Regions from separate parts of the Homo sapiens genome. Here region 2 is linked to region 1. A link is a loop called in an ENCODE intact Hi-C map of the cell type or tissue named here. Cell type or tissue: A673. All regions are shown on one strand. Each heading gives the region's core, and the rest is flanking DNA. Links, peaks and the distances in the headings are about the cores only.

What was found. A loop is a pair of places that touch in the nucleus more often than their neighbours do. Peaks named below come from ENCODE experiments on the same cell type or tissue, not always from the same donor. Only the 100,000 strongest peaks of a DNase experiment are listed, where the experiment ranks them.
Region 2: it touches region 1 in a loop (3-fold over the local background); 2 of 110 quality-filtered maps call a loop at or near these places.

What each region holds. Positions count from the first base shown.
Region 1 is chr2:39,056,593-39,061,514 of GRCh38, reverse strand. SOS1 (SOS Ras/Rac guanine nucleotide exchange factor 1) reads left to right here. Exons shown (of 23, transcript NM_005633.4): 3 at 2,711-2,842; 4 at 4,649-4,813. Among named protein-coding and RNA genes, the nearest start is that of SOS1, 62 kb to the left of the region's middle. In A673, for the core only: a CTCF peak has its summit at 1,970 (motif pointing left); a DNase peak (open chromatin) is centred at 1,964.
Region 2 is chr2:39,694,443-39,699,364 of GRCh38, reverse strand. All of the region lies in intron 1 of TMEM178A (transmembrane protein 178A), which reads right to left. Among named protein-coding and RNA genes, the nearest start is that of TMEM178A, 31 kb to the right of the region's middle. In A673, for the core only: a CTCF peak has its summit at 2,293; a DNase peak (open chromatin) is centred at 2,354.

The DNA.
Region 1 (4,922 bases), core at 466-4,465:
TTGGGAGGCGGAGGCAGGGAGATCACTTGAGCCCAGGAGGCTGAGGCTCCAGTGAGCTATGATTGCATCATTGCACTCCAGCTCGGGTGATAGATCGAGACCCTGTTCCCCCCCAAAATAAATAAAAAGTAAAGAAATATAAAGTGTTTGTGAAAGAAATTTTATTTTATCATAAAATTATAAATTTGCCACTACAAGAAATAAAGTAATTCCTTCAGTATGGCCTCTCCACATTCAAAACACCTTTTTTTTTTTTTTTTTTTTTAACCCTACGAATCTTTCCGCATGCATTTTGACCCTTGACATTGTCTCCTAAGTATGTATTTGGTAATTTGATTTCATTAATACCCTTGTAAGTAAGTTTAAAATGTGCTATGCTTCATTATTACCACTTTGCCTTTTTAAAAATCATTCGAGATTTTCTTTCCTCTTCTTTCCTTCCTCAAAACAATAAACCTGGAATGAGGTAGACATAATTGATATGGACAGGGGTTGCTGTTCTGTTTTCTTTTTCTTCTACCTCAACCCCTGCCTACAATTAGTCTCTGTAATTCCACCGCTGGTGATTTTTTTTTTTTTTCAAAGACATGTAACTCTATTTAGAATTAATTGTTAGGTTGAGTTCAACTTCTGTCCTTCTCTACTGCTTTTATTTTTTTATTTTTACTTTTTTCTACTGCTTTTATGTCTACACTGTTCACCAGTGTTTTTAGACTCCAGGTCATGGCCATTAGTAAGTCATAAAATTACTTTAGTGCATTGCCCAACCCTCATTTTAAAAAATAAAACAGGCCGGGCACAGTGGCTCACACCTGTAATCCCAGCACTCTGGGAGGCTGAGGTGGGTGGATCACCTGAGGTCAGGAGTTCAAGACCAGCCTGGCCAACATGGGGAAACCCATCTCTACTAAAAATACAAAAATTAGCTGGGCATGGTAGCACACGCCTGTAATGCCAGCTACTTGGGAGGCTGAGGTGGGAGAATCACTTGAACCTGAGAGTGGTGGTCGCAGTGAACTGAGATTGCACCACTGCACTCCAGCCTGCGCAACAGAGCAAGACTCTGTCTCAGAATAAATAAATATACAAATAAAAAACAGAATAGCAAATGCCAGTGTGCTACATATAATAAGGACAGGTTTGTTTTAGGAAACTGTTTCATTTGAGTATGTGTGCAGTATGTAAGGGTATAATGTAAAAATGTGTTGAAAATTTATTCTTACTATGAGTTGAGGTTTTAAAAAATGTTGGAAAGCCACAGGGTCATAACATGATTAGGTTTGTACCATGGTTGCACTTAGTTAATCATGGGTTAAACCCATCACTATAAACATTTTAACTGAAAACCACGTAAGTTAGTCCTAAATATCTTGTCATTTTTGGATTAACAAGTCTGTAAAATAAACTTGGAAAAAAGAAAAGAATTCTTGTTTTGGATGTTCCCTTCTCTCCCTTTACCCCTTCCCTTTTCTCCCTTTTCACCTGCGATGCCTCCTCAATATTTTGGGCCTTTGTATTGCGTTTTACTGCATGAGGCTGGTGTCCTGGCAAACAGCTTTTCAACTAGACAGTTGAAAAGGTTTGTAAACCCCATTTTTAACTGCTATAATTTCTTTCAACATGCTTCTAATTCCATTAATTAGAATTAAAATAACTTTATTTGGAAGCTGACTTAGCCTTGGACATAATGGAAATTTATTAAAATTGAATGGATTACACTCCTTAATTTATAGATTTGCTCTTAAGATTTCCAAGAATCATTGTGTTCTCCACCCCTCCCTCACCACCAAGGGCATCACATGGCATCACACTTTTTTAATTTTCCATTTTACTAGCAAATAATAAAACTTTTTATTCAGATTTATAATTATGATGATGTTTAATTTCATCTAGTAGTTTTTACATACTAGTTGAATACTCATTTATTCAAAACACATGTGTAAAAGTTATGTAATAGCGACCTCTACTGGTTTTAGTTATGGTATCCTGCAAGTGGATTTTTTAAAGTTTTGAGAGGATGAAAGCGCCTTTTTGAAGTGAATTATATTAGTTTAATAAGGAAGGAAATTCAGCTGTGATAGTAACCTGAGTTCTTTCACTCTCAGTGGAAATTTTAACTAAAGAATTTCTGGAAATTAAATTGAAGTATTTTGTTAAAAACGAATGACTATGGGAGGACTTTAAAGAAACTACAATGTATTAAAATTGCTGTCACCAATGCAAACCATTGCTTTCCATGATTTGTAAATAGTTTTGAAGTGCCTTTGCATGGTGGATAAAGAATATTCATAGAGGTTTCAATTGAAAAATGCTGCATGTAATTACCACTGAAAGTAAGGACAAGTGAGTGAGAACTGGATTTAGATATTTACTTCTTGATCTTGGGTGTTGTTCCTTGAAATTTTATACAAGTACTATTTAAAGTAGCTTCTACTCATTCTTGTAATTAGCTTTATCACAGTGAAGTTGAAATTCAGGATGTGATATTCCCCCTAGATAATAGAAAGAATGTTTAGTCTCTTATTGTCTAATTAAGGAACTAATACATTGACAATTACTGTTTTCTCTTAGCTTCATATGTTTGTAATGTAAATTATACCACATGTGAAAAGCTCTACTTTTGGTATTCTTTGATTTTAAAAGTAAATTTTAAGTGAAGAGCACTATTTAATATATTTTTTGCTTAGTTGTTATTTTCCTATTTTCCAAGGAACGTGTTCAAAAAAGTTTCCCTCATCCAATTGATAAATGGGCAATAGCTGATGCCCAATCAGCTATTGAAAAGAGGAAGCGAAGAAACCCTTTATCTCTCCCAGTAGAAAAAATTCATCCTTTATTAAAGGTAATGCTGAACTACTGCCTTCTTGCCTTTTAAGGGAAAAATAAAACCCACCATTTTTATACAATAAGAATATATTTTATGGATAATTGAGTCAACTTAAGAGTAAAATTCTCTCATTCTAAGTTTTCCAGAGATTTATGTGGTGAGAAGGGATGCTATGATAATAAGAAAATATAAACTGGGCAACATGATTTAAAGTAATTTCATATCAATAGTAATAAGCAAGTTGAGAGGACTAAGAAAGTTATTGTGGATTTTGTTTATCTCAGATGTAATTAGGACCACAAAGAGAATTTATAAAACTCCTCCTTTCTTGTTGGTTAGACCTAAGTGTTCCTATAAATCCTTTTGATGTTAGTACTTTGTGTAGAGACCTCTGTGAAAAGGCTACAAGGCTATGTGTAATCTTGGAACAAAAAGATAACCTAAACTCTCCAGTCCTACTTATCATGTAAATAAGTCAGTCAGTCAGTTGAATCTCTATAGAACTAATAGAATAACTGCCGGAAGCTCGAATAATGCTATTTCTATTTTAGTTAATGTAACGAACTACTATTACCTTTCACAACAAAAATATAGGTATTATAATAATTAAAAACTTAGATGCCAGTAATTTTGTACATACTATAATACAGACAAAATGCTAATACTTGTATACATTGTCTGAGTTTTATTATTCAACAAAGTTATTATTATCCACAGTTTGTAAATGAGGTGACAGAGGCAGAAAGTGATTAAGTAACTTCTATGCCAAGTTCACAAGACTCTTAAGTGATAGTGTTAGAAAGTTCAGGTTTGCTTGATGTTGTCCAAAATTTAAAGTTAAACACTTGAATGAGTTTAAGGTTGTATTTTGCATTCAGTTCTTTGAATAGAAATACCTGCCTTATGGAAAAGGCATTCATCATTCTCTTCATGATTTTCATTGGCCATATGTTGAATTGTATTCTAAGGGAATTAACAAATTGAGGTATATAAATATTATGTTAATAATCCTAAATTTTGAGTTTTATGTGCTAATTGTGAATATCATTTCAATTTATTTTAATACACCTTTATCATGATACCCTTATTAGTTTTTATATACCCTAAAAGGTAAATGCAGCCTGTCTCCAATTTGTAACAAACTTCTTATTTCAAAGTTGTTTTTTTCCCTTAAATGGGTTGTTTGGAAAATAGAATTTGTTATTCTGTATGAACAGACCAGTCCCACAAAAGCCCATATTCTCTTTGAAGTTTAATATTAGGGCTATTTAACATTTTCTTAACAGCAACCATTATTCAGTAGGACATAACATGAATTTTATTTTCGTAGAAATTGCCAGGAATACCAGGAATATGCCCGCTGTGGTTTTGGGGAGCTCATCTTCCCTTGGAAAAGTTAAAAGTATAAGCCTGGTAGAGATTCCTAGATACCAATAATATATTAACTCTCATTTTTTGTAAAAGAAAAAACTTGTTTGTTATAGTTACTTCCAGGTATTCTGAATTAGGTAACAAAGAGCATTTGCTCCCTTCCCCAAACTTGGGCCTTCCTTTATAGGTTAGGGATTATCTATTTGTAATCTCCGCTTAAGTATTTTACATCATTAGAGGTAATTTTGCCTTGCCTTTTCTTAGCTTACATTTTCAATAGTAATACATATATTATTCATTGTTGAACCACTTACAATTAAATGTTGTTGGTAAGCACAGGCCTCAGGAAAAAAAGTGTAAGTTAAGGTGCAAATATGTTTTTTATTTTTAATCAGTGTGTTAAATGTACAGTATATGATGTTTAAACATGCTTTTCTTTTAATTTTGCAGGAGGTCCTAGGTTATAAAATTGACCACCAGGTTTCTGTTTACATAGTAGCAGTCTTAGAATACATTTCTGCAGACATTTTAAAGCTGGTTGGGAATTATGTAAGAAATATACGGCATTATGAAATTACAAAACAAGATATTAAAGTGGCAATGTGTGCTGACAAGGTAGGAAACTGAGCTTTTCTATTTTTTTCTTAAGTTTCTTTTTATGACTTATTAGATGCTAACGTACTATTCATATAGAATAAAATTGTATTATGTGTTGGGGAATATC
Region 2 (4,922 bases), core at 559-4,558, 640 kb before region 1:
AATACATAAAATAAAGAATTAAAAATTGATAAAGTAAACAAAACTAAAATTTGGTTATGCCCATAATCCCAGCACTTTGGGAGGCTGAAGTAGACGGATCACTTGAGGCCAGGAGTTCAAGACCAGCCTGGCCAACAGAGGAAAACCCCATCTCTACTGAAAGTACAAAAAATTAGCCAGGCATGGTGGCACATGTCTGTAATCCCAGCTACTCAGGAGGCTGAGGCACAAAGATTGTTGGAACCTGGGAGGCAGAGGTTGCAGTAAGCCAAGATGGTGCCACTGCACTCCAGCATGGGCAAGGCAGCAAGATTCTGTCTCAAAAAAAAAAAAAAAAATCAGGAATGAAACAGAGGCTATTACTAACAATCTTAGAGAAATATAGAGAAGCTTAAGAGAACACAGTGAAAAATTACATGCCAACAAATTAGATAAAACAGATAAAATGGCATATACCTAGAAATATAAAACTCCAAGACTGACTCAAGAAAAAATAGAAAATCTGAACGCATCTATAACAAGTAAAGAAATTGACTTAGTAATTAACTTAGTAAAAACTTGCCACAAAGAAAATTCCATGACCAGATGGCTTCACTGGTAAATTTAACCAAATGTTTAAGGAAGAATTAACAACCTTCATAGACTCTTCAAAACAAAAAAAAAAAATAGAGCATGAAGGAAACTTCCTACTTCTTTCTATGAGGCCATTATTACCCTGATATGAAAAACCAAAGACACCACAAGAAAAGGAAATTACATACTATTCCTTATGTATAGATATGCAAAATTCCCCAGCAAAATATTAGCAAACTGAATTCAGCAACATCTGAAAAGAGTTGTACACCATGACCCAGTGAGATTTATCTCAGGAATGCAAGATCATTTCAATATATTAAAATCAATTAATACAATATACCATATCAACAGAATAAAGGTCAGAAACCACCTGATCATCTCAAAGATGCAGAAAAAGTATTTGACAAAATCCATTTGCTACTCATCAACAACCCTGTGAGCTAAATATAAAGGTATTATTAACTACACTAAATGAGTAAAAGAATCCGAAGCTCAGAGAGTTAAGTAACTAGCCTGAGGCTATTACTCGGTTGTAACCAAGCTTTAACATAAATGCTGTTACCCAAACTCTATATATTAAATACTATTACTCAGAAATGTTAGCAGTCCTTAGTTTTCTAGACATGCATCTTAATTTTGTGGATAGTTAAGCTAGAGTTGCTACATGTACTGTCAATTTGAAATAAAAAACAATCTTTCCAATTTAGAACCAACATGTGCTCTTTTGGAAACAAAGCTGATTCTTAATTGAAGGAGATTGGATTGGCGACATGGCTGACTCAGTGGCTTCATCCTACCTGCATCTCACAGAAGCTGCTTAATGCTGGAGAGAGGGTGTGAAGTGGGGAGAAACTATTTTCTCAGACTCACAAGAGCTGGCCTTAGAACAGCTTCTGTGCTAGGGAAATGTGTGGTCCCTTTTAAATCACTGCAAATATACTCAAGACCCATCTCCTCCTCTGTTCCGTGCTTGTAATGGGCAGGATCCCAGTGGGCAAGAAGAGTAACAGGAAGGAGGTGGCAGCTGGCCCAGGGTTCTCCTGCTTCCTCTGCATGTGCCAGGAATTAGGTAAGTAGTGCACACATCACCAAATCGCCTTTCCTTCTCCATGGGGCTCTCAGGCTAAATTTAAAGTGCCAAGAATTCTGAAATGAAAAGAGCAAGAGGGTAGGGAAAATGATGAGGTGTGGGCTGACAGTAACAAGCAGTACTCAAGGACTCCAAAGAGTGTGGGTCTGGTAGCAAGCCCAGAGCTCCACAGCTGAGTTTGCAAGAAAATGTTCTATGGTCCAGGTGTTCCACTCCCTTGGAAGATGATTAGAGACTTCAGGCAGAATTAGAAGAGAAAGTGGGAATGAAAGACAGCTCACCAGCAGTGTCAGAGACCTGCCATTAGCTGTTTTATGTCCTTGTTCTTAAACACTTGTTCCACTGTCATAGCAGAAAGTCAGATAGATTTGAAGAGGAAAGCAATATTATTAAGGTTTGGCTCCCTACAGCACACACATTAAATTGACAAAATGAAACCACAAAAATCTTACAGGGAAAGACCTGTAGTTGCTTGACAGAACATATCAAGCAACCAAAGACAAATTAGGTCTTTCTGATAAAAAGACAAGCACATATATATACATAGATGGTGACGGAAGTTCCATGCAGTGTTATGTTAAGGAATAATTTATACTGTTAAAATCCACAAGGAGGCATTAGATTCCAATTTTTTCAAAGTCATACATGCAAACTTTGAAATTAACTGGCTTTCTGGGTTTAGAGAGCAATGAATCTGGCTCTCTGAAAAGGAACACAAAAAGCATGAGCTCATAGCACCAGATGGCATCACACAATGGGGGGAAGAAACATGCAGAGGATTGAAAAGAACAAGTTGTGGTTTATATTTAGTGATTAATTAGCTTCTTAAAGGGCCAAGTAGAGCCACTTTAATGATGATATAAACCATAGAATAAGATACATAAGTATGTTGCACAGGGGGTTAGAAATGGAGCTTTTTGCCTGGTGAATTTCTGTTGTTTTCAATACTGAGTTCCAAGCTAAGTCATAGAAACCCCTACTCGAGGTTAAATAAGGAAGAAACATGAGAAAGATGCTATAAACAGTCATTACTATCAATCAATAATGAGGCGGGCAGTATACATGATGGTTAAAGACCTTGCGGTCAGACAGACTTGGGTTTGAATCCTAGTTGTGTGACTTGTGGCAAATTACTGAAGCTCACTGAGCCTTGGTTCCCTCGTCTGTAAAAGAGGGAGAATAATGGCAGATACCTCACTGAGTTATGGTGAGGAATGAAAGAGGTAATTCAGGACTTAGCATAGGATGTGTGGCCCACTGTAAGTACTCCATAATGTCAGCGATGGATTATGAATTCCCTCTTGGCACCTGCCCAATTCGCCATACAGAACCACTGCCACACACCAGGAGTCTGCACCTTAAATGGTCATCACAGATTAACCCAAGTGCACAGAGAAATAAACAGACACATGGCAACAGCTGCCTGAACAATGGCCCAACCAACAGCTCTCATGTTTCCTCTCCATTCTCGCCACTTTAGAACAAGACTCCCATCACCTCACTCCTGAAGAATTTGCTAACTGACCTCCTTGCTCAACCCTCAACCTACCCTGCATGCCACTGCTAGATAAATTTGCTGTGTGAAGTTTTGAGGCCTCTGGAGTCTCAGTTGCCCATCAGTAAAATGCAATATGAAAACCTTTAAGATTTTTGTTACATCTACCTGCCTTTTACAGTATCATTAACTTAATATGTGGCTTTAAATTGATTACTGTAAGCAAGGAACAGTTTCACTTGCTATGATATAATTATGTATTTGTTTTAAAATTATGTATTTATTTAAAAATAAATTGTCTGACACATATAAGTACTATATAATTGTTTATTTAAATGTTTTAATGCTTTGCCATTGTGTCAACTTCCACACTGACCAACAGAAGATGCGAAAATCACACGCGGTCCCTCAGAACATAAGACTGGGGTTTTCATTGACTGGCTCTGTCCAGGAACATACAATTGGGTTCCCCCTGAATCGAATTCAGACTCTAGACCCCTACCATCTATCCCTACCTCCAACTTCACTTACACTTACCTGTGACTGGTTCCCAGGGGCTACTTCCCTCCCTCCCCAAATTGTCCCCTGGCAACATCATGTCCATCTCTGTGACCATCCTAGCCTACATCACTAACTTTAGAACAGTCCAAAAACTACTAATCCCTCCAGGCTCACTGCCTTCGAAAAGCCTACCCCAAACACTGCAGACCACATAGCTCACTCTCTTTGCTGAGCCTCACCATCTCACTCTTGATTACTGGTCTTTGTCACTGCCTACTAGATCAGAAAGTCTGCCTCTTCATTAATGTCCCAAGTTCCTTAAGCAGGGAGGCTGTGACTTTTTTCTGGATTACAACATTTAAGAGGTATGTCTGAAACAGTTGATGGCAATAGCAGTACCACTAATGCTTAAGGTTCTCTAGCAGAAAGAGTTAACAACAGGCTACACCATTTCCTAAACATTTCAAAGACAACTTGGAATTCTTCAGCTGGCCCTTGAGCAGAAAAATAAAGAATTATTTCCCCAGCACACGTCTCAGTTTGAAAAGAAAAATCAATCATGCAGTCATAGGACAGGGTAGCAGCCATGTTCTGGTCAGAGATTTAATTTCAGAGCAAAGCAGGGGCTAAAGCAGACAGACAAAAATGCTTTCCTTATCACCTCCTGTATTGGGTATAAACAGTTAACCTTGTTAAAATAAATAAACTAAATACAGTAAGTTTAGGGGCTTAACACTGACTTTTAGAGCCTCAAATGGCTAAACCAGTCCCAAAGGCAAAGCTCTTGAGGACAAACCTTTCATCAGGTCTACAGAACTGAAAGGAGAAAGATACTAATTAGTAAATCTAAGCAGCTCTGTCCGGTAGAAATATAATGCAAATTGTAAGAATTTTAAATGTTCTAATGGTCATATTGAAAAATAGGTGAGATTAATTTTAGTATTTTTAAATTTAACATGCAATCAATACTTTGAAAGTTGTTAATGAGATATTTTATATAGTTTTTTCATACTAAGTCTTCAAAATCTAAATCTAATATCTTCTACTTATAGCACATCTCTTTTCAGACAAGCATCATTTCAAATGCTCAATAGTCTCATGTGGCTTCCATCCTGGAGAGGGGAGTTTACTAGATGAAAATGAGTAAGACTCCAACCAAAGCAAAAGCAACTGGGAGCAAGAATGTTTGATATAGAAAGGGCCTGAAAGGTGTGAGGTTATTCTTTGTTTAGATCTTGTGTCTACCACATACTATATCTG